Regions from separate parts of the Homo sapiens genome. Here region 2 is linked to region 1. A link is an interaction called in ENCODE POLR2A ChIA-PET data of the cell type or tissue named here. Cell type or tissue: PC-9. All regions are shown on one strand. Links, peaks and the distances in the headings refer to the core of each region. The heading gives the core; the rest is flanking DNA.

What was found. Peaks named below come from ENCODE experiments on the same cell type or tissue, not always from the same donor. Only the 100,000 strongest peaks of a DNase experiment are listed, where the experiment ranks them.
Region 2: POLR2A ChIA-PET joins it to region 1 with 9 read pairs; 2 of 35 experiments call an interaction of 5 or more read pairs at or near these places.

What each region holds. Positions count from the first base shown.
Region 1 is chrX:123,663,084-123,675,881 of GRCh38, forward strand. THOC2 (THO complex subunit 2) reads right to left here. Exons shown (of 39, transcript NM_001081550.2): 9 at 8,586-8,678; 10 at 5,076-5,231; 11 at 4,023-4,195; 12 at 2,559-2,754. Among named protein-coding and RNA genes, the nearest start is that of THOC2, 64 kb to the right of the region's middle. In PC-9, for the core only: CTCF peaks have their summits at 6,480 and 6,680; no DNase peak of the experiment used is centred there; H3K27ac peaks cover 2,029 bases.
Region 2 is chrX:123,760,108-123,772,905 of GRCh38, forward strand. It overlaps the pseudogene MEMO1P4 and the pseudogene RNU7-69P. Among named protein-coding and RNA genes, the nearest start is that of THOC2, 33 kb to the left of the region's middle. In PC-9, for the core only: no CTCF peak of the experiment used is centred there; a DNase peak (open chromatin) is centred at 5,044; H3K4me3 peaks cover 1,570 bases; H3K27ac peaks cover 1,271 bases.

The DNA of each region.
Region 1 (12,798 bases), core at 2,360-10,359:
ACCCATCAATCCCACCCCTGGGGACACAAAAACACATGCCTCCCAAAAGGCTTGTGCAGGAATATTGAAAGCAGCTTTATAATAGCCTCCAGGTAGAAACAACCCAAACGCCCATCAACTGGTGGCTACACTCTGGTACGTCTATGTAATAAAATATCACTCAGCAATAAAGGAACTACTGACACATGCAACTTGGATAAATCTCAAAAGCTTAAGTGGAAGAAACTAGACTGAAAAGAGTATATACCATATGATTCCATTTATTAAATAAGATGTAGAAAAAGCAAAACTATAGTGATGGAAAGCCTATCAGAGGTTGCCAGGAACAGCAATGGAAGGAGGGAACTTCTATATCATGATTGTGGTGGTGAACATACAACTGTATGCATTTGTCAAAACTCATAAAATTGTAGAAGTTTACTGTATTTAAATTATACCTCAAAGCTGATTTTTTTAAAAAAAAAAAGCATAAATGGTTATGGTTAGGATAGTAACTAGAATGCAGCATGAGAAAGACTCTAGGTTGCAGGTACTATTCTGTTTTTTTTTTTTTATACTTCAAGTTCTAGGGTACATGTGCACAATGTGCAGGTTGGTTACATATGTATACATGTGCCATGTTGGTGTGCTGCACCCATTAACTAGTCATTTACATTAGGTATATTTCCTGATGCTATCCCTCCCCTCTCCCCACACCCCACAACAGGCCCCGGTGTGTGAAGTTCCCCTTCCTGTGTCCAAGTGTTCTCCTTGTTCAATTCCCACCTATGAGTGAGAACATGCGGTGTTTGGTTTTTTGTCCTTGTGAGTTTGCTGAGAGTGATGGTTTCCAGCTTCATCCATGTCCCTGCAAAGGACATGAACTCATCCTTTTTTATGACTGCATAGTATTCCATGGTATATATGTGCCACATTTTCTTAATCCAGTCTATCATTGATGGACATTTGGGTTGGTTCCAAGTCTTTGCTATTGTAAATAGTGCCGCAGTAAACAAACATGTGCATGTGTCTTTATAGCAGCATGATTTATAATTCTTTGGGTATATACCCAGTAATGGGATTGCTGGATCAAATGGTATTTCTTGTTCTAGATCCTTGAGGAATCGCCACACTGTCTTCCACAAAGATGGATTAAAGACTTAAATGTTAGTCCTAAAACCATAAAAACCCTAGAAGAAAACCTAGGCAATACCATTCAGGACATAGGCATGGGCAAGGACTTCATGTCTAAAACACAAAAAGCAATGGCAACAAAAGCCAAAATTGACAAATGGGATCTAACTAACTAAAGAGCTTCTGCACAGCAAAAGAAACTACCATCAGAGTGAACTGGCAACCTACAGAATGGTAGAAAATTTTTGCAATCTACTCATCTGACAAAGGGCTAATATCCAGAATCTACAAAGAACTCAAACAAATTTAGAAGAAAAAACAAACAACCCCATCAACAAGTGGGCGAAGGATATGAACAGACACTTCTCAAAAGAAGACATTTATGCAGCCAACAGACACATGAAAAAATGCTCAACACTGGCCATCAGAGAAACGCAAATCAAAACCACAATGAGATACCATCTCACACCAGTTAGAATGGCGATCATTAAAAAGTCAGAAAACAACAGGTGCTGGAGAGGAGGTGGAGAAATAGGAACACTTTCACACTGTTGGTGGGACTGTAAACTATTTGAGTTGGGTAGTGGACATATGGGTGCTTAGTTTAGGGAAAGTCACTGAGCTGTATTTTTCCGTATGTATGTTTTATTTCAATAAAAATCTTAGTAAAAGAATAAATAAATAAAAGAATGGGTCCTTAACAGTCTGAGGCTGAAAAGACTTCTTACACATAGCAGCAATGATTGAAAACTACACTCAAGAAAATGACTAGAAGGAAAAGAATGCTAAGTAACCACTAATCATAAGGGAATTAAAAAAGCAGCCACTTGTCTGAAGTATATTTTCCCATGTGAGGGACTTGACTAATAATCTCGCTAGATTTGGGTTTATATTAATATATACAGTTATGCACCATTTAACAATGTTTCGGTTGATGGACCACATATATGACCAGGGTCATATAACATTATATTAGAGCTAAAAAATTCCTATTGCCTAGTGATATCATGGCTGTCCTAACATCTTAGTGCAAGGTATTACCTTTTAAATGTTTAGATATGTTCAGATACACAAATATTTAACAGTGTATTACAACTCCCCACAGTATTCAGTACGGGAACATTCTGTACAGGTTTGTAGCCTAGGAGTAACGGGCCATACCATATAGTCTAGGTATGTAGTAGGTCATACCATCTAGGCTTGTATAAGTACACTCTCTGATGTTTGCACAATGACGAATCACCTAATGATGCATTTCTCACCTGTCATTAAGCAACACTTGACTGCATATGGTTAGGACACACTGGAATTTTCCACAAACCTCACTCAACATAACCCTTTATTAAATGAGGTTCATATTTTTATTTCTAAAGATACTCATAACACAAGTATACTCAGAATATTTTCATTTCAAAATTTAGGTTTGTAAGAAAAATCTTACTTACCTCCTTCATAAATGACTTGCCTATGCGCACCACTTTTGCAAATAAAATGGGATCGTGAGAAAGGTGAGGACCAAGGTAACAGAACATATTGAACACGTCTCTCCTCAAATCTTCAAAGCTCTCAGCTTGTTTTGGTGCTCTCTTGTTTTGCAAAGCATTAACAGGTGAGCCTTTAGCACCTTTAGGAACTCCAACTCTATTTTAAAAAGTAAAATAAATAAATAAACAAATAAATAAGTATATAATAAATATAACTATATACACACACACTACAATATCTACCATTTTAACAAAGTTATCTTAATCAGTGAAATTTTTTCTTGCTCATATTTGCTTTCTACATTTCAATTGTGCCTAACTTTATTACACCAGATAATTCTCAACTGGTAGAAACACATAAAAACAACAGTCATTAGAAAAAAAAAATCAGAGCTCAGAGGAGAATGTTCCAAATTAACTGCTTAATCAGAGAAGTGTGGATTTCAAGGAACATTTAACACACACCATCTGAATCTGTTTTTAAACTTGGCCGGTATCGGGAACTTGGATATGGGAATGGGCAACAAGGGATGGACCTAAGATGCACTGGAAGATGAAACAGAAAAATATGGATATAACAACACTGATTCAAGTCAACTGACATTTCTCAATCTGGATTCCACAACCTAGGGTATGTAGAATGTGGTCGTAGGGAAAGTGAGCCATGTAATAAAAGAAGGTCACTTTAGGACACCATACCCAGAGTTCTCACCTGCTCAGCAGGTGCCCCACTGTGGAGTCACAGGGGTCACTCTCTAAGAAGCCTGCATGGTCCACGGCCCATGAAGTGACACTGACGGCAGCAACCAGCAGCTACACAAAAGTCACAAGGCTGAGGCTTTTGAGGCAGGCTCTGATCTATGGGGCTGTAGCCACAGCTGCTATCAATACTGCTCCTAAGTATCCTGCAAGTAGGCAGAAAGCTAAAGGACTAGATGACATAGTAACTGGGGATGATAAGAGAGGCTAAACTACTAATTTCCAGAACAGCAGCCTATATGCCAGGAAAGGTAAGGGAATCAGAGAGGCAATGTCCTCACTCAGAGCCACTCAGCCAGGATGGAGAAAAATTACACTAAGAAAAAACCTCAGGAATTCTTTGCCCCTCCCACCCACTGAAAGGAGGGAAAGTCAAAACCAGAAGAATGGAGTTTCAACTCTCAATGGAACAAACCCAACCTAGAAGTCTAACTTGTAGTTTTCAGACTACACTGCAGCACACATTCTAGAACCCCTGGTCTAGACGTTAGAAGACAAGTCACTGATTAATATATATCAGACTGATACACTCTGTGAATAGTTCTTATCTTTTGATAAAAGGTACTAAAATATATGCTTGGTTTGAGGAGATAAGATAAATATACATTTTGTTGTAGTCCTAAGCTATTTCTACCTCAATGATTAATAAAGTATAAAGTTACATACCTTCGGTAGAGAGGCTCAATAGTTATATGAATGAGCTTGCAAATAGCAAGGGCTATTAGCTTGTGTGAAGCTGCATAGTATGGAGGCATCTGATCCATAATGTTCTGTGCATGTTGCCAATCACCAATCTTTAATAAGGCTTCCAACAAGCCAAGTTTTTGGTTATCAGGTGGCTAAAAATGAATAGTCAAAACTAAGATACTCAGGATACAGACATCAAGAAATCTTAATACTTTGTCACTTAAAAAACTGACCTAAGCAACACATCAAAAATATTTGCTATTCATGGGAAATTAAACAATATATTCCTGCAAGTACAATCAAAATTTTTAGCTATTGAAAAAACATCAGGGCCAGGCGCAGCGGCTCACACCTATAGTCCAGGAACATGGGAGGCTGAGGTAGGCAGATCACTTGAGCTCAGAAGTTTGAGACAAGCCTGGGCAACATGGCGAAATCCCATCTCTACAAAAAATACAAAAATTAGCCAAGTGTGGTGGCGCATGCCTGTAGTCCCAGCTACTCAGGAGGCTAAGGCTGGAGAATTACTTGAGCCCAGGAGGTAGAAGGCTGCAATGAGCTGTAATCATGCCACTGCACTCCAGCCCGGGTGAAAGAGTGAGACCCTGTCTCAAAAATAATAATAAATTTATTAAAAAAAAAAACAGACACAGGCATTACAGTTTATAGACTTGGAATTAAGTTCTACTTCATGTTATGTCGTGCCACAGGAAACCAGAATTCATCATCTCTGAGAATCTCTTTAGGATTTGAGGGCCACTAATACACAGAGGACAATTAAAGTCAATACAACTTGTGATTTTACTTAGAAAACATTTTGAAATTTATACAAGAAAAAAAATATGACAGCTTCTCTTAAAAAGGAGCCATTCAGATTAAAAATAAAACCACTGTAGCAAATGATCCAGAAAATGAGGTTTCAGCAAAATGAAAACTAAGAAATTATTCTTCCATAAATGACTATTTAGAAGTTAAATTTCATAATTCAAAATCCAGAAGATAGTGTTAATTTTACTAGAATGAATTACATACTTTCTCTACTTTCTCCTCTTCTTTTTCCTTTTCTTTCTCTCGCTCATCCATTTTTTCAGAAGACAACACAACCATCGTAAGCTTTCTAACAATTTGCTTAGCTTCCGCAATTTCTCGTTTGTGTTCATCCATAATGCAATTATCAGCCGGAAGAAGCTAAAAATGGTACATTAAAATTTCATAAAATAGCTAATACCAACTACTTGTTCATATAAAAAGGAAACACTATTCTCAATTGATAAAACTATAAATAAGAAGTCTAACTTATTCGTGACCATTTGCCTTCTAAGTAAATTTCAGTTATTTTCTTATAATTTGACAGAATGAAGTACCTGAATTCTGTACCCCTTTTAAAATCAAGTCGCAGCTCAAAGTTTCACATCTTCTGTCTGACAGAGTCCCTAAAGTAATGTAATACCACAACAGTGATGTTTTCCGTTGAATTTATTAGTTTACCCAAGAAAATATATAGCAGTTCCATTAAAAACATTACAAATTTCCCCATTAAAGGCTAAACTCCAAATTAAATAAAGCATTGCAATATGGATCCAATTTGGGAAAGGTGAACTACTGAATAACACAAAGGGATAAATTTAAATCATCTAAATGAAAAATTTCAAGTAGAAAAATTATTAGTAACTTGACATCTCACTTTTTCTAGGAGCTTATTTAAGTCACAAGCTAGTTACTAATTTATTGCAAAAGAAAAAGTACTATGTGCATAGTCAACCCTCCATTATGAAAAAGGCTCAAGTATCTCAAACAGTCACCTTGTATGAGTGGAAGATGATTAATGAAGACATTTATAAAATAACCCTAACACAAAGAAAACTTTAGGCAACAAATTACTCAGTAGTTTCTGCTAGTCACTATGATAAGCTATAAAAGGAGTGTTCCTGACCCCTAGAAATGCATAATCTATTCCATTAACTAGGTTTAATGTAAACAGTAAATGAAAATAATAATGAACTATTAAACATTATAGATTTCATTCCATTTATCAAAAAAAAAAAAAGGAGGGAGGGAGAGAGAAAAGTCACTATGGACTGGTGCAAGGAAGTAAGCAAGACTTTTTCTCATTCTGTATGTTCTCCCCTGGCAATCAAACACATTTGTATTGCTGTACTTATACACCTGGCACAGGTCCTCTTGTTTTATTTTTTACTTTTTTTTTTTTTTTGAGACAGTTTTGCTCTCGTTGCCCAGGCTGGAGTGAAATGGCACGATCTCGGCCCACCGCAATCTCTGCCTCCCGGCTTCAAGCAATTCTGCCTCAGCCTCTCGAGTAGCTGGGATTACAGGCATGTGCCACCACCCCAGGGTGATTTTGTACTTTTAGTAGAGATGGGATTTCAGCATGTTGGTCAGGCTGGTCTCGAACTCCTGACCTCAGATGATCTGCCCGCCTTGGCCTCCCAAAGTGTTGGGATTAGAAGTGTGAGCCACTGCGCCCGGCCATAGGTCCTTATCTTTTACCCAGACAATTACAACTCCCTCTAATGGCCAAACTGTTTCTTCTTATAGTTCTCTCAACTTTTATTTCTGTGTATTTTGAGAATATGTCATTAGATACATGTAAAGTTAGAACTGTTTTATCTTCCTAGTGAGCACAATCTTGTTATTATGAAGTAGCCCGCTTTATCTCCTTCTGCCAAAAAGTCTATTTTGTCCAACAGTAAGTTTGCTGATCTATTTTCTCATCCTTTTACTATCAACATTTCATTATCCTTAAGTTTAAGCTGTTTCTCATATAAATAATAAACTCATTTTTAATTCCACTTGACAATCTTTGTCATATTAACAGGACCACTCAGTCTGCTTACATTTACTGCTAAATGCAATCATAATGAGTAATAAATCTATCATCAATTTGTACTTTCCACATATGCCGGTCTATACTTCCCTCTAAAGTCATACCTGTGTTTTTAAATTTTCCCTTTTCTGTCCACTTTTCCATATTCTCAGTTTCTACATCACATCTCTCCTTTAAATACTAATATGGCTCTCCACTCCCAAGAGAAAAATCCAGATTCCTTACTATGTCACTTAAGCCGTTAACAGTTTAGCTTTCTCTATTCCATCCTCATTCCCCCTATATACCACCCTAGGCTCCAACCACTCTGAGCTTCCTGACAGTCCCATAAGGGGATAAAAAAGCCCTTTCAAATCTCCTGCCTTGGCTGGGCATGGTGGCTCACGCTTGTAATCCCAGCACTTTGGGAGGCTGAGGCAGGCAAATCACCTGAGGTCAGGAGTTCAAGACCAGCCTGGCCAACATGGTGAAACCCCATCTCCACTAAAAATACAAAAATTACTTGGGCATGGTGGCATGCGCCTGTAATCCCAGCTACTTGGGAGGCTGAGGCAGGAGAATCACTTGAACCCAGGAGGCAGAGGCTGCAGTGAGCCGAGATAGTGCCACGGCACTCCAGCCTGGGCAACAGTGAGACTCTGTCTCAAAACAACAACAACAACAACTCCTGCCTTTATACTCAGTTAATTCTACCTACAAAGTTTTCTACCATTTCAGCCTAGATGGTCCTACTTGTCTATCAAGATCCCAGTTCAACATCACTAGTTTGGGAAAGTCTTCCAAAATCCCCCAAGACAGATATGGTCACTATCTATTCTGAGCTTTGTGAATATCTCCAATAGAGTACCTATTAAATAATGCAAAATTTTTTTCTCCCTTCCTAGAGTATGACTGCTTCCAAGGTAAAGACCAAGTTTTACTCAACTCTGTAGCCACAGTATACAAAAATAGGCAATGATGTTAATAAAGTGATCTCAAAGGCAGTGAAGATGATATCACCTTTGGACATACTTGTTTTAAATTAATAGATATCCTAATACAAAACCTAATAGAAGAGGAATTTATATACTATTAGCCTAGATTCTGAAACTGATGACTAAATTTTTGTTAAACTAGAGGTCATCTGCCACAATCATGAACTCTTCTACATCCTGGGTCCAGCAATAAAAGCATAATAGTCATTTAGTGCACACGAATAACACAAGAAAAATATTTTTTAAATATACTAAATATAAAAATACACTAATGAAGTTCCCCATTCATCCTGAATGCCTAAAATTAACATTTTAGAGAGAAAGAAGCAGTATATAGGTAACTTTATATTTCCCATCATTTGTAGATAATAAAAAGGCTTAAAAAACCACATTGGTTAGAACTTGGCCTCTCTCCCCATGAGCTATGCCTTGATGACAGTTAAGAACTTGAACTTCATATCCAAACTTAAACTCCATAAAGGTGACCAAAACTTAAACTCCATAAAGGTGACCAAAAAGGTATTTAATTTTCATAGACTGCCAAATAACTAAATTTATTCACTTTATAAAGTAAACACAAATCAACAATGTATTGGGGCTTCAAAGAGTGAGACTTGAGAACCTCGAACCAACCCAATCCTGGGGGTGCTATGTGGCTACCTACTCCTCTTCCCTACCCTTGGGACAGACAATCAAGTATTCTTAGCAGCCCACTTGACTTACATGTACATAAAGATCATCTAAATCAATAAGATTAAATTGTAGAAGTACTGCTGCAACTCTGTATAAAGATGATGGTGTCTCGCCATTTGGTTCCTAGAAATATAAAAAAAAAAGTTTCCATTTAGTGCAGAAAGGACAATTAAAGCAATATCCTTCACCTACCAATAACTAAGAACAATTAGATCAAATACTCTAGGCCAAGAAAATGCTTCACTGCTCTTCCTTATCTTACCAAATATCTGAATTCAGTACAAGGATTATTATGCCAACATCCCTTTTCACATTGGAACATCTTCTGAAGAACACAAGGAAAGCAATTTCAAAAACGGACACAATTTACAATGCAGGTTAACATTTAAATAAAATCTCACAGCTGAATAGCATAAGTGAGATTTTATAATGCACAAGATTTAGTCTGCAGTTCTGTTTATATGTGTGTTTTCTTTTCTGTTTTTTTGTGTGTTTTTTGGTTTTGGAGGGTTTTTTTTGAGACAGGGTCTCACTCTGTCACCCAGTCTGGAGTGCAGTGGCATGGTCATGGCTCACTGCAGTCCTGACCTCTCAGGCTCAAGCGATCCTCCCACCTCAGCCTCCTGAGTAGCTGGAACTACAGGTATATGCCACCACACCCAGCTTTTTTTTTTTTTTAGTAGAGATGGGGTCTCACTATGTTGCCCAGGCTGATCTCCAACTCCTGGGCTCTAGCGATCCTCCCACCTCAGCCTCCCAAAGTGATGAGATTACAGGCATGAGCCACCATGCCTGGCTGATACACATGTGTGTTTTCTTAACTTGCTTTTTCAAGTTAGTTCTTAGTGGAGACGCAGATAGACAAACTGTCAAGTGCAGAAGAACCATCAGCATTTGCTTTATATTTTTCTTCCTTTAATTTTATTTCTTGGGTTTTATGCTAAGTATATCTGGCTGTCAGCTGATGTTCTCCACAAAACAGGTGTACATAAATATTACAGATGAATAAATCGATGTTTTAAAGTACAGAATGGCAAAGTCAATTCCAGGCCAGCCATGAGGACCCTACATAGAAACATAAGAATCTTTGAATGCTATCAATTTTCAAAGCTAATTTTAACACTGCTGAGGTCAGATGAATGGAACAGTGAAGTGAGAATAACTGGCAATAACTAACTGGCCAAATGTAAATAAAAAGCAAACAGTAACAATACACTATGTTCTTTTTATAGTCAATACTGAAAATGAGACCTTTGTATGTGAGGTTCCTCCCACAATTATGATATTATGCAAATAAAATACAAAGCTAACCAAACTAATGTGCATCATTTATAGAAGGCATTGTTTCACTCTATTTTTTAAAAACAGATGAGATGTCTTCAATGTAACAATAGTTTCCTAATTCTAATTTGCTTACAGGCCAGGCACAGTGGCTCACGCCTGTAATCCCAACACTTTGCAAGGCCAAGGTGGTCAGATCACCTGAGGTCAGGAGTTCGAGACCAGCCCGGACAACACAATGAAACCCCGTCTCTCCTAAAAATACAAAAATTAGCCAGGCGTGGTGGCAGGCACCTGTAATACCAGCTACCTGGGAGGCTGAAGCAGGAGAATCACTTCAGCCCGGGAGGCGGAGGTTGCAGTGAGCCAAGATCACGCCACTGCACTCCAGCCTGGGCGACAAAGAGAGACTCCATCTCAAAATAATTTTAAAAACATGTAAAAATAAATGCTTATAAATGGTTACTTAGTAGCAAAACATTTTCCCATAAAAATGAATTGTGGCCAGGGTTTCAAAACAAACTCACAAAAGCTTATTTAACTTATTGACAACCTGTCCTCCACTACCTGACTTGAATGCACCAGGGCCACATTCATTACTCCCTTCATTCTTGTTTAAATACATCACCACAATATGCCCCACACTCTCATCCACATACTGTTATGCACAATCCCTGTTCTGTCCCATCATACCTTTCCACATCCTTGAAATACTTCCACGGAATCATATGGAATTCATGATCCATTCTCAGCAAAATTCCCTATATCCAAATTTCTCATTTAAAGGTTCTTTTCACCGTGGTGCTCACACAGAGCCTGGTTCACCCTGAGAACAGCCCTGCCATTGTAACGCAGTTAACTGGTAGCTGTTTTCCTCAGACGCCTCACACTACCAGGCCTGGAGGTGATGTGGCAGTTTTCTTTTTGCTTGTTATTGTTGCTTCCAGACTATTCTCCCTCTATCCACCCAGCTTTGAATTTCATATCACTCACTACTCCCTCACTATTGTTGCAATCTAGTTTCATTCTGTTGTGGTCAGAGATGATATTTTGCATGATTTCAACTGAGACTTGTTTTGTGGCCTAATATATGGTCTATTCTAAAGAATGTTCCATGTGCTTTGAGAAGAATGTAGATTCTGTTGTTGTGTGTAATGTTCTATATATATAACGTTGTTCAAGTGTTCTATTTTCTTACTCATCTTTTGTCAAGTAATGGTTAGTTGTTCTAACCATTAATGAAAGTAGGGTATGGAAATGTCCAATAATTACACAACTATGTTTCCTTCAAGTCTGCCAATGTTTGCTTCAAATACTCTGGGGCTCTGTTGTTTGGTACAGGTATGTTTATAACTGTTATATCTTCTCAATGGGTTATCCATTTTATATTATATAATGTTTTTCATTGTCTCTTGTAACAACTTATTGTCTTAAAGTCTACTTTGATATTAGCATAGCCACCCCAGGTCTCTCCAGCATAATGCTTGCACAGAATATGTTTCCATACTTTCAGTTTCAAGCTATTTGTATCTCTAAATCCAAAGTGAGTTCCTTATACACAGTATGTAACTGGATCATGATTTTTTATACATTCTGCCAAACTCTTGCCTTTTAATTGGTGGGTTTAATCCATTTACATTCAAAATAATTATAGATAAGGATGAACTTCTATCATTTTGCTACCTGTTTTCTGTCATATTTTTGTTCCTCATTTCCTCTATCACTGCCTTTTTTGTTTGATTTTGTGTGTGTGCACCATTTTGATCCCCTTCTTTTTTCTGTTTAGTTTTTAATTATTTTCTTAGTGGTTCCTTTGGGTATAATAATTAACATTTTAAACTTAAAACAACCTAGTTTGAATTAATACCAACTTCACTTCAATAGTGTACAAAACCTCTGCACCTATACATCCCTGCCCCTCCCCACCTATTGTTAGTCACAAATTACATTTTTATAGTGTGCCATTTGACAGATTTATAACCTGGGTGATGGGATGAATTGTACCCCAAACCTCAGCATCACACAATATACCCAGGTAACAAACCTGCACATGTACCCCGAGTCTAAAATAAAAGTTGAAATTATCTTTTTAAAGATTCATAATTATTATGTATTTGTCTTTTAAGTCATATAGGAAAAAAAGAGGACTTACAAACCACAAATGTAATAGTACTGGCTTTTATATTTTACCTAGAGTTACTTTAACCAGTGTTCTTTCTTTGGCTTGGCTTCTTCTACCTGCTCAATTCTACTGTTGAACCTCTACAGTGAATTTCTTATTTCAGTTATTGTACTTTTCAACTCCAGAATTTGTTTGGTTCCTTTTCATAATTTTTATCTCTTTATGGATGTTCTCTATTTATTTGGTGAGACAGCACACTCCTGGTTTCCTTTAGCTCATAAAGCATTTTAGGACTATTGATTTCAATTCCTTATCTAGGCTGGGCACAGTGACTCACACCTGTAATCCCAGCACTCTGGGAGGCCGAGGCAGGCAGATCAACTGAGGTCAGGAGTTTGAAACCAGCCTGGCCAACATGGTGAAACCCTGTCTTTACTATAAAGACAAAAATTAGTCAGGCATGGTGGTGCGCACCTGTAGTCCCAGCTGTACTTAGGAGGTTGAGGCAGGAGAATCACTTGAAACCTGGAGACAGAGGTTGCAGTGAGCCGAGATTGTGCCACTGCACTTCAGCCTGGGTGACAGAGGGAGACTCTGCCTCAAAAAAAAACAAAAAAAAAAACTGGACATATTTAATATTATGTAGCAACTATGGAGATTAGATTCTTCTCCACCCCCAAATACCCAGAGGTTGGTTGATGCTGCTTATTGTGGATTTATTGTTGTGTGTGTGTGTTTAGTGACTTTTATAAACTTTTTTTGTAAAGTTTGTATTCTTCATCACGTGTGGCCACTTGAATCTATGTTCTGTTAGCTTAGTGACCAATTAGTATATTGACA
Region 2 (12,798 bases), core at 1,756-9,755, 96 kb after region 1:
GTGAGGCTTCCCCAGCCATGTGGAACTGTAAGTCCATATTAAACCTTTTTCTTTTGTAAATTGCCCAGTCTCGGGTATGTCTTTATCAGCAGCATGAAAACGGACTAATACAGCATCATAGACATAAATGTATACAAATAAAAAAATAAAAGAAACAAGAAGCAAGCTCTGTACATCTCAGAGTCACATTGCTAAGACAAATAAAGCAATATGCAGAAAAATCTGTATATCACACTATCACCTGTGTAAAAAAATGTGATGCAGGCTGGGCACAGTGGGGGGACGCTGGCTCACACCTATAATCCCAGCATTATGGGAGGCTGGATCACTTGAGGCAGAGGTTGCAGTGAGTCAAGATTGTGCCACTGCACTCCAGCCTGGGTGACAGTGTGAGACTCTGTCTCAAAAAAATAATAATAATGATGATGCAAATATCTCTGAAAGTTTATGGGAGAAACTGGTGACCTAGGCTGCCTATGTGGAATGGACTGAGTGGCTGGGGGAGGCCTGGAAAAGAGCTTTATCACAGCATACCTCTTGGGACCTTTTGAATTTGAACGATATGAATATTTTACTCATTCAAAATAATAAATACAATTTTAATTTCTATAATAATTATAATATAAAGTTGTTTTATCCAGTTCAATGGGATGTTTACAAATATTCCTATTTGAATTTTATTGTATTTGTTATTTGAGGGAGGATTAGTGTTTTTATATCTTTCAATTTGCTCAGATCTTGTTTTAGGTTTTTCAAAAAGAAGTTATAATGTTCTTCATATAAATCCTGTATATCTCCTGTTCCATTCATTCCTAGATTATTTTAAATTTTTTTTGGTATTGTGAATGGAATATTTTCCCATTGCTATTCCTAGCTGGTTATTCGTAACATTAGAAAATTCTACTTGTTTTTTGCTTGTCATGTAGCTAACCACCTTACCAAAAACTTTTATTAATTCTAGTAGTTTTTTCAAAATGTCAGTGGTGTGAGGAAAACAATTCTGGAAATTTTTGTAAAACCAGAGTCTATTGGGTTTTCTATGAATATAATAAAAATTTGATAATTTCTGGGTCTTTTTTCTGATAATTATTCCTATTATATTGGTTTTAGTAAAAGCCAAATGAGAGCCAGAGGGAGAGAGAGAAAAAAAATATGATAGAAGTTTATTTATTTATTTATTTATTTATTTATTTATTTAAAATAGAGATGGGGTCTCACCATGTTGCCCAGGCTGGTCTTGAATTCCTGGGCTCAAGCAATCTGCCCACCTCAGTCTCACAAAGTGCTGGACTTACAGGCATGAGCCACCACACCTGTCCAGCTTATTTATTTATTACATATCCATATGACCAATTCAGGCTGGTGGGACATCCTTGCTCCACAAGGTTATTCAGTGATCCATTACTATCCAGCCATCTACTGGGGTATTGTGCTCATCTGAATGGTTGAAGCTAAATTACAGTTGTACCTATATTATAGCCTGTGGGGAGCAGGGTGGGAGAAAAGTCTAGGACAAGCAATTTCCTTTTAAGCACTTGAGGGGTACATTGAAACCTATCTCTTCTGTGCATATTCTACTGGTGCAAACATGGTGATGTGGCTGCAGGTATCTTTAAGAAAAACTGGAAAATGTAGTCTGTCTCAGTCATGTGCTTTAAAGCCGAACTTCTGAGGAGGAAGGGGAGAATAGATTTTGGAGGACAACTAACAGTCTTCTACACATACCACTTCATTTTCTTGTCTTATTGGATTGTTTAGAACATACAAAACAATGTTGAATAACAGTGGTGATAGCATCCTTCTCTCGTTCCTGATTTTAGTGAAAATGACTTCACATTTTCATTTAATATGTTTGCTGTTGAGTTTCGGAAGTCTTTATCATGTTTAAATAGTTTCTTTCTTTTTTTTTTTTTGAGATAGAGTCTCACTCTGCCGCCCAGGCTGGAGTGCAATGGCATGATCTCGGCTCATTGCAACCTCTGTCTCATGAGTTCAAGCAATTCTTGTGCCTCAGCCTCCCGAGTAGCTGGGGCTACAGGTGCATGCCACCATGCCCAGCTAATTTTTGTATTTTCAGTAGAGACAAAGTGGTTGGCCAGGCTGGTCTCAAACTCCTCACCTCAAGTGATCTGCCTACCTTGGCCTCCCAAAGTGCTGGGATTACAGGCGTGAGCCACCGTGTCTGGCCTATAGTTTCTTTTTAATTTCTATTTTACTTTGAAGTTTTATTAGAAATGGCTGTTGAATTTTTGATGCTTTTTCAGTTTCTATTGACATAATAACATGAGTTTTCTCCTTTAATTGCTTCAGGTCATGAATTATGTTAATAGACTTTTTGGAGTCTCACTATGTTGCCCAGGCTGGAGTGCAGTGGCCATTCACAGGTACATTGATAGTACACACTACAGCCTTGAACTCCTGGCCTCCAGCGATCTTCCCACCTCAGCTTCCTGAGTAGCTGAGACTACAGGCACATATCACCATGCCCAGCAATGTTAATAGATTTCTTAATGTTGAATCATTTTTGCTTTTCTTTATTTTTATAATTATAATTTTGTACAGGCAGGATCTTACTACATTGCCCAGGCTGGTCTCAAACTCCTGGCCTGAAATAATCCTCCCACCTTGGCCTCCCAAAATGCTGGGATTACAGGTGTGAGCCACTGTGCTCAGCAATTTTTTTTTTTTTTTTTTCTTTTCTTAAATAGACCCTACTTAGTCATGGTATATTATTCTTTGCTACACTGCTAAATTCAGTTTATTAATATTTTATTTCGAATTTCTACATGTATCTTTTGTGCAAATATTATCATATTTTAATATATTCCCACATGTAAGGCTATGCTAGCTTTACAAAATAAATTTCGGATCTTTTCATCTTTTTCTGTGGTCTGAGGACTGGTGCCTGTCCCTAACGTGTTACCATCTATGATGAGATAAATACAGAAATTGAGAGGGTTTAGAAATTGTTATAGCAATTTAACATCATTATGACATCCAAGCAGTGATCATCGGACTCATCAATGAGTAATGTATTCAGGTTTTGTAATTATCTTATTTGTCCCTATGTTATTTTTTATTTTTATTTTTATTTTTGTATTTTTTAGTAGAGACGGGGTTTCACCGTGTTAGCCAGGATGCCAGGATGGTCTCAATCAATTTTTTTTTTTTTTTTTGAGACGAAGTCTTGCTCTGTTGCCCAGGCTGGAGTGCAGTGGTGGCACGATCTTGGCTTACTGAAACCTCCACCTCCCAGGTTCAAGTGATTCTTCTGCCTCAGCCTCCTGAGTAACTGGGATTACAGGAACGTGCCACCACACCTGGCTAATTTTTGTAATTTTAGTAGAGATGGGGTTTCACCATGTTTGCCAGGCTGCACTCGAACTCCGGACCTCAGGTGATCCACGTGCCTCTGCCTCCCAAAGTGCTGGGATTACAGACATGAGCCACCGTGTTCAATTTATTTTGATTTTTTTTAAGTGTTTTTTTTTTTTTTTTTTTGAGATGGAGTCTTGCTCTGTCGCCCAGGCTGGAGTGCAGTGGCTCAATCTCAGCTCACTGCAACCTCCGTCTCCCGGGTTCAGGTGATTCTCCTCCCTCAGCCTCCTGAGTAGCTGGGACTACAGGCTCGGGCCACCATGCCCAGCTATTTTTTGTATTTTTAGTAGAGACAGGGTTTCACCATGTTGGCCAGGATGGTCTCAATCTCCTGACCTCGTGATCCGCCCACCTAGGCCTCCCAAAGTGCTGGGATTTACAGGCATGAGCCACAGCGCCCGGACTATTTTGATTATTTTTTAAGAAAATTTAATTTTATTTCTGATTATTCTAAAAATTTGAAAATTGGCCTTGCACTTTATGTCTGCGTATTATTTAATTTTTCTAGTCTTTTAAATTAAAATTGGCAAAAGTAGTCCAGGCACGGTTCCTCATGCCTGTAATCTCAGCAGTTTGGGAGGCCAAGGTGGACAGAGGCCAGGAGTTAGAGACCAGCCTGGCAAACATGGCGAAACCCTGTCTCTACTAAAAATACAGAAATTAGCCGGGTGTGGTGGCGCACCTGTAGTCCCAGCTTCTCAGGGGGCTGAGGCATGAGAATCGCTTGAACCCAGGAAGCAAAGGTTGCCGTGAGCTATGATCGTGCCACCACACTCCAGCCTGGGTGACAGAGCGAGACTCCGTCTCAAAAAAAAAAGGAAAAGAAAGAAATGGCAGAAGTATATGTCCACAATAATTCTAAGTTTTAAAAAACTTGTTCTTCACTGCAGATATTTTGAAAAACACTATCTAGAATGGACTAGATAACATTGAAGTTATTTGTTCTTTAAAGGTTAGCTAAAATTGGCCAGGAGCAGCGGCTCACACCTGTAATCCCAGCACTTTGAGAGGCCGAGGTGGGAGGGTCACTTGAGCTCAGAAGTTCAAGACCAGCCTGAGGAACATAGTCTCTATTTTTTTTTTTTCTAATCAAAGCATTAAAAAAAAAAAAAAAAAAGGTTAGCTAAAACTTAGCTAAAACCCAACTAGACCTGGTGACTCTCCATTCTCTTCTGTGGTTATTGCTCTTTTCAGGTTCTCTACTTCTTGGGTCAATTTTGGTAGTTTATAGTTTGCTAGGAAACCAGTCATTTCTTCTACATATTCACATTTGTTACCCACAATAGTTTCTTAAAATTTTTATCATATGGCTGTGTTTTTATCGACTTGCTCATTACTAATATTTTTCCCTCCTTTCCCCTTCTTTCCTTCTTTTTTGTTTTTTTCTTCCTACCTTAGGCTAGCTGACAGTTTGTCTATTTTATTAGTCGTTTCAAAAAAAAAAAAAAGCCAAAAAACACCTGCTTTAGGGGCTGGGTGGGAGGGTCCAGTCCAGGGTAGAAAACTGGGTTAGTTGAGAGTCGGCAGATGAAGCCAGTGTGAGCCGAAGGAAAGGAGCGGCGGAGGCGGCTCAGCGGACTCAGCCCTGCCAAGGAGAATTCCTAGGGCGGGACCTAGAGTTTTCCGGGCCCCATCTTCCGACGTCGCCGCCCCGGATGTCATCTTATCCTCCTTTGTCTCCGCCTCCCCCCTCTCCTCCTCCCGCGCTGGGCTCGCGGTGCCTGGTTCCTCTTGGAGCCGCTTCTTCCGCCGCCGCCGCCGCCGCCGCCGCCGCCGCCGCCACTCGGTTCATCCTCCTGCACCAGATGGCCAATCGAGTGATCAGGCTGTACACAGTGGTAGTCAGTCTCAGGACCTCAACTGAAAGCACAGCTAGAAGGGCGACTTTCACAGGGTCGGTTAACAAAAAGATTCTAGAGCCATTATCGCACTCCATGGGTCTTTTTGTTGCTGGTGCTTATGGCCTTCCCATCATGTGTTCCCTGTCGATGTGCACTTTCTGGTATGGATAGACACAGGACACCTCTGTATGACCTCCCTATTGAGCAAAAGATGTATGGAGAATCAAAAATTGAACACAGTATGACATACATTGGCCTTATATTGTTAAAGCCATGGAGAACCATAAGGATGAGCTTACCACCATTTCTGTACTGGTTGGAACTTTCAGTGAGTCAAAAGAAGAGGAATACAGGAAACTCTACAATACGTAGCTAGTGCAGCACTATCCAATAGAAAGATAACATGAGCCAAAAATGTGAGCTATGAGTGTCATTTTGAATGCTCTTGTAGCTACATTAGAAAAAGTTAAACAGGTAAAATAAATCTTAATAGATTTATTATTATTATTAAGTCTCGTTCTGTGGCCCAGGCTGTTGTGCAGTGGCACGGTCTCAGCTCACTGCAACCTCTGCCTCCTGGGTTCAAGCAATTCTCCTGTCTCAGCCTCCTGAGAAGCTGGGACTACAGGTGCATGCCACCACACCTGGCTAATTTTTGTATTTTTAGTAGAGACGGGGTTTCACCATGTTGGTCAGGCTGGTCTCAAACTCCTGACCTCAGGTGATCCACCCACCTCAGCCTCCCAAAGTGTTGGGATTACAGGCGTGAGCCACCGTGCTCGGCCAAATCGTAATAGATTTAATATTATATATCCAAAATAGATCATAATCAATTAATATGAAAAATATGAGATATTTTACTTTTTTTTTTGCATTCTAAGTCTTTGAAATCTTGTCTGTTTACACTTACAACACATTTCCAATCAGATTAGCTTCGCTGCATTCCAGGTGCTCAATAACAACCACCATTTCGGACAGTGCAGTTTCTTCTATTTCTGCCATTGAGGTCAAAAGTTCTGGACAGTTACTCTGCTCAATCTTTAGGAGAGACTTAGAAATATATTGACTATCAAGCCAGGCACGGTGGCTTACGCTGATTTTGATCTTGGGGGACACTCAAACCTCAAACTAATAGAATGTTCTCTTGTTTTCTAGCAGGAGTAGCCCTTTTAAAATATGAATTGATTACAAATTTCTTCCTCGTTTAGGGCAGTGGAAGAAAGGCCAGCATGAAAATATGTTGATTTACAGTTCCCACCATGGCAGGCAGCCCTTTAAATGCTACTTGTTTTTTGCCTAATATATAATTTAATAGATCCTAAATATCCACTCTTTGAAAATTTGTGCACATGTATTCCACTTGAACAATTTTGCAAATTGCACAGAGACACAAAACGGTGGAAGCATTAATAGGTTGAATTTACTTTTTTAAAAGCCAGCTTTTGGGTTTTGGCTCTACGCATTTTTGTTTATTTTTGTGATAGAAACAGAGAGGCATTACTCAGATCCCACTTCATGAAGGCTCTCACTGTCCAGCTTCAAGGAGTTTGGTTAGCTGTTACTGCCATCAGCTGTTAGTAGCTCCAAGGTCAGACCACCTCAGTTTTTGAGCTGAAATCATCCTCAGGATGCCCATGGCTAATGATGGAGCAAAAGGAGGTATTGGGATATAGCCTTTTCTGCTCAATGCAGAACTCATCTGATGGACAATCTTTGCTCCAGAGCTCCCCATTGGACTGACAGAGACTTTCTCAGGTCTACATTGCAGTCGTACAACACCCCCTTCCCTTTTTTTCCGCAGACATTACTCCTCTATAAACCTTTCGTACCCTTAACTCCCTAGTATCTGTTTCCCTGACAACCCAACCTGTGACGAGTTTCTAGTTCACTCATTTGAGCTTTATCTTTCATTAATTCCCTATTTGTATTTTCTTTTGGATAATTTTGTGGCTTTGCAACTGTGTTTATAGTATATTACTCAGTGTACATATTTTCCACTTTTAATAATAAGAGCATTTATAGTGGAGTATTGCAAACTGCTGGATTTGAATGCTTTTAGGACAGTCATGTACTCTCCAATTCTCCATAGGCCCTTCCTCTACCTATTTTTACATCTAACCACTTCCTACATCTACATCACCTACATAGGCCCTGGACACATTTGTGATTCCTAATGTAAAGCTATACATTTTCTTCTAAATAGAGCCTTAGATGATCCCATAGGTTTTGTTATAAAGCATTTACCTTTTTGTTACTTCCTAAAAAATTTATAACTTCTGTCTTGATTTTCTCTTTTATCTAGGAGTTTTTTGGGGATTTGTGGGGTTTTTTTGTTTGCTTGTTTGTTTGAGATGGAGTCTCTCTCTGTAGCCTAGGCTGGAGTGCAGTGGCATGATCTCAGCTCACTGCAACCTCTGCCTCCCGGGTTCAAGTGATTCTCCTGCCTCCCAAGTAGCTGGGATTACAGGCGCATGCCACAACGCCCAGCTAAATTTTGTAATTTTTAGGTAGAGACAGTGTTTCGCCATGTTGGCCAGGCTGGTCTTGAACTCCTGGACTCAAGTGATCCACCTGCCTCAGCCTCCCAAAGCTCTGGGGTTTTGTTGTTGTTGTTGTTGTTTTGTCTTGTTTTTTAGAGACAGGTTCTAGCTCTGTCACCCAGGCTAGAGTACAGTGGCACAATCACGGCTCACTGCAGCTTTGACCTCCCAGGCTCAAGCAACCCTCCCACATCAGCCTCTAAAGTACAGGAATGCACCACCATGCTTGGCTACTTTTTTTTTTTTTGGAGATGGGGTCTCACTATGTTGCCTAGGCTTTGATCTTGAACAAAATTTTTGTAGAGACAGGAGTCACGCTATGTTGCCCAGACTGGTATCAAACTCCTGGTCTCAAGCAATCCTCCCACCTTGGCTTCCCAAAGCACTGAGAGTACAGGCACAAGCCATTGCACCCAGCCGTGATCTAGGGGTATCTAGGAGACTGTTCCTCAGTTTTTAAGTAGTAAAGATATTTTGACCATCTTCAATTATTTATTTTAAATTTTACTGGATTATAATGAGAATGTGTTGCCTCTACAAATCTCTGCTTCTTTAAATTCATGAAGTTTTCCTCTGTGAAGAAGCACACAGTTGATAGACATTAGAACATAATTTACATTAAAAATTTTTTTTCCGAGTTCCCAAGACCTGGAAAACAAAATAGTTTACATTTTAAAATGCGTGTGGAAATATACATATATATGATTATATGTTGAACTTGTTTGTCACATTATTCAGTCATCTATTTTCTAGCTTATTTTTCATCTACTTGATCATTCAAGTTCTGAAGGAGATATATTATAATCTCCCATTATGGTGGTGGTTTTCTATCAAAATCTTCTTGGGTTTCTGAGAGTTTGCTGTAAATATTAAGCTGTGATACTTCAGTACATAAAAGTTTGTGATTCATCACTTCAACAAGGATTGAACCATTTATGCCCCCTTTTCGTCTTAATGCATTTGATCTTGAATTCCACTTTTTTTTTTAATAAAGCTTGATGGCTTAAGCAACACATTTATAACCTCACAGTTTCTGTGAAGCCTAGAGTCCTGACCTAACTGGGTCTTCTGCTTCAGATTCTCTATAAGATTGCAATCAAGGTGTCCATTTAGGGTCTTTCACAGGCTGCAATCAAGGTGTCAGCTGGGGCTGCAGTCTTATCTCAAGGCTCACTGTGACAGGATGCACTTCCAAGATCACTCAAATCATTGCTGGAAGGATTCAGCTCCTTGCTGGCTGTTGGACTAAAGGCCCCAGTTCCTTGCCAGGGGGCCCTCTGCATCAGCGTAATCACTTAGGAAGAGCCAGAGACAGAATATGAGCAAGACACAGAAGCTACAGTCTTTTGTAACCTAACTATGAAAGTGACATCTCATCATTTTTGCCATGGCTCATTTGTTACAAGCAAGTCGCTGGGTCCAACACAAGAGGAGGGATTTACAAGAGGGTGAATATTGAAGAGGTGAGGATCATTGGGAGCCATTTTAGAAGCAGCCTACTACAGCTTGGTGCAGGATTTTTTTTTTTTTTTTTTGAGATGGAGTTTCACTCTTGTCACCCAGGCTGGAGTTCAATGGCACAATCTCAGCTCACTGCAACCTCTGCTTCCCGGGTTCAAGCGATTCTCCTGCCTCAGCCTCCTGAGTAGCTGGGATTACAGGTGTGCGCCACCATGCCCAGCTAATTTTTGTATTTTTAGTAGAGACGGGGTTTCACCATGTTGGCCAGGCTGGTCTCAAACTCCTGACCTCAGGTAATCCACCCACCTCGTCCTCCCAAAGTGCTGAGAATTATAGGCGTGAGCTACCTCGCCTGGCCTGGTACAGGATTTTTAGTTAGGAGTTCTTTTCTCCCAATTTTCTGCAGATGGTATTCCACTGTTTTCTACCTTTCTGTGTTGTAGATTTTTAAAACACAAAAAAACTAGCCAGGCATGGTGGTGCACACCTGTAGTTCCAGCTACTTGGGAGGATGAGGCAGGAGGATCACCTGAGCCTGGACATGTTGAGGCTGCAGTGACCTGTGATCATGCCACAGCACTCCAGCCTGGGTGACAGAGTGAGACCCTGAAAAAAAGTAAGAAAGAGAGAGAGAGAAGGAAGGAAGGAAGGAAGGAAGGAAGGAAGGAAGGAAGGAAGGAAGGAAGGAAGAAAGGAAGGAAGGAAAGGAAAGAAAGAAAAGAAAGAAAGAAAAAGAAAGAAAGAAAGAGAAAGAAAGAACAAAGACAAGACAAGACTGGGCTCGGTGGCTCACGCCTGTAATCCCAGCACTTTGGGAGACCGAGGCGGGCGGATCACGAGGTCAGGAGATCGAGACCATCCTGGCTAACACGGTGAAACCCTGTCTCTACTAAAATTACAAAAACTTAGCCAGGCGTGGTGGCAGGTGCCTGTAGTTCCAGCTACTCAGGAGGCTGAGGCAGGAGAATGGCGTGAACCTGGGAGGCGGAGCTTGCAGTGAGCCGAGATGGCGCCACTGCACTCCAGCCTGGGAGCGAGACTCTGTCAAAAAAAAAAAAAAAAAGAAGAAGAAGAAAAGAAGAAAGAGAGAAAGAGAGAGAGAGAAATAAATAAATAAATAAATAAATAAATAAATAAATAAATAAAGTGGTGTTACCAGAGCCCAAGAATCTGGGTTATCCAGCGCAAGCCTGTCTGGCAGGATCTGGGGTTATAGAGGAGCTGCAACCAGTACCAGACATATTACCCAAGACAGAGAGGAAGTTCTACAGAAATGTCCAAGCTTCTCCCTGTTCCCAGTCTTCAGCCTTTTACCAGTGCCTCCCAGTGGCCAAAGCTAGCTGGAAGCTAGAATGTGTTCTTTCTGTTTGGAAACTTACAAGGTTTTCTCTTTATACTTGGAATTCAAGGATTTCACAAGGATAAATTTTGATGTGTGTCTCTTTTCATTATCATTCATAAGACTCAGTGAACACTTTTAATCTGCGAACCCAAATCTTTCTTCAACTCAGGGAAATTTTCTTTTTTTTTTGAGACGGAGTCTTGCTCTGTCACCCAGGCTAGAGTGCAGTGGCGTGATGTCAGCTCACTGCAACCTCCGCCTCCCAGGTTCAAGTGATTCTCCTGCCTCAGCCTCCCAAGTAGCTGGGATTACAGGCGCCCACCACCGCGCCCGGCTAATTTTTGTATTTTTAGTAGAGACGGGGTTTCACCGTCTTGGCCAGGCTGGTCTCGAACTCCTGACCTCAGGTGATCCACCCGCCTCGGCCTCCCAAAGTGCTGGGATTACAGGCGTGAGCCATCGCGCCCAGCCCGGAAATTTTCTTCTATTATTTATCTAGTTAGGTTTTCGCTTTCTTATATTCACTTTATCCTTCTGGACTCCTGTCATTTTCACAACAGATCTCCTGAGTTTCTTAATCCTCAATGATTTCTATTTCTTTACATTTTTGTTCTCTGTTGAAAGCTATTTCTTCCGCTTGATCTTCCAGATTGCTAATTTGGTTCTCAGTTAAGGATCATCCTCTTTTCCAGTTTGTGCACTAATTTTTTTTTTAATTCTAAAATCATGTTTTCTAGTTCTAGATTGTCTTTTTTGTGCTCTAATTGCACATCCTTGAGAGCTTTTGTTACTTGTTTGTTACTTTATCATTTGACACACGTGTATATAATATACGCCAAGCACTGTTCTAAATATTTTACAAATATTAACTTGTTTAATCATTTACTAATTCTCTGTGACTCTTCCTGTGATTCTGCATCAATAGAAGCCATCTGTCTAGTTGTGTGAGTTAGTCTTCCTCCCTCTAGTTAATAAATGTCCTAAAATGGGTCATTTCTCCTTACCTGCTCATAGTTTTGACTTCTTAGCAGTTAGGTCAGATTAGGGTCTCCTGAGCAGTGGTAAACCAGTGAGTGGTGGAAGACTAAGCAGTTTTTGCTGTTGTAGGTGAGAAATCAACTAGATGAAGAGATATTATGCCTTTGCTGAGACGTAGGAAGGAAGCCTCTTTGCCCCAAGCCTCCCTGAGCATACGTGGCAATCTCTTCCAACCATAGGGGCTGAAAGTAATTCAGACCAGCAAAATAGTTTTCCTCAAGTTCCATCATGGTCATGTGAATCAGTCAGGTCCCTTAGGGCTTCAAGAAAGCAGGTGAGCAGGTTGAACCTTCATAGAACAGGCTTCATAGAGCAGAATCAGTCTTTGTTCCAGGTTTCTTTTTTTTTATTTTTTTATTTAAAATTTATTGAGGGCTTTCCTGTATTTACTGGAAAGCCTGCTAGACAAATTCTAAAAGAGCTGTAACACCCCCAGGTTTTAAGAGAGATACCCTGCCCTGGCCGGGCGCGGTGGCTCAAACCTGTAATCCCAGCACTTTGGGAGACTGAGGCAGGTGGATCACGAGGTCAGGAGATCGAGACCATCCTGGCTAACATGGTGAAACCCCATCTCTACTAAAAATACAAAAAATTAGCCGGGCGCCTGTAGTCCCAGCTACTTGGGAGGCTGAGGCAGGAGAATGGCTTGAACCTGGGAGGCAGAGCTTGCAGTGAGCCGAGATCGCACCACTGCACTCCAGCCTGGGCGACAGAGTGAGACTCCATCTCAAAAAAAAAAAAAAAAAAAAGAGAGAGATACCCCGCCCTCTACCACTATCCCTTGACTCTCTCTTGACACTAAGCAGATCGGACAGTCTCAGCCAATTCAGCAGGGGAACTCCAGAGCCAAAATTGCCTATTTGAAGTGTTTCACTGGCCAGGCGTGGTGGCTCACGCCTGTAATCCCAGCACTTTGGGAGGCCGAGGCGGGCGGATCACAAGGTCAGGAGATCGAGACCATCCTGGCTAACACGGTGAAACCCCGTCTCTACTAAAAATACAAAAAATTAGCCGGGTGTGGTGGCGGGTGCCTGCAGTCCCAGCTACTTGGGAGGCTGAGGCAGGAGAATGGCATGAACCCGGGAGGCGGAGCTTGCAGTGAGCCGAGATCACGCCACCGCACTCCAGCCTGGGCGACAGAGCGAGACTCCGTCTCAAAAAAAAAAAAAAAAAAAGAATGAGACCCTGTCACAAAAAA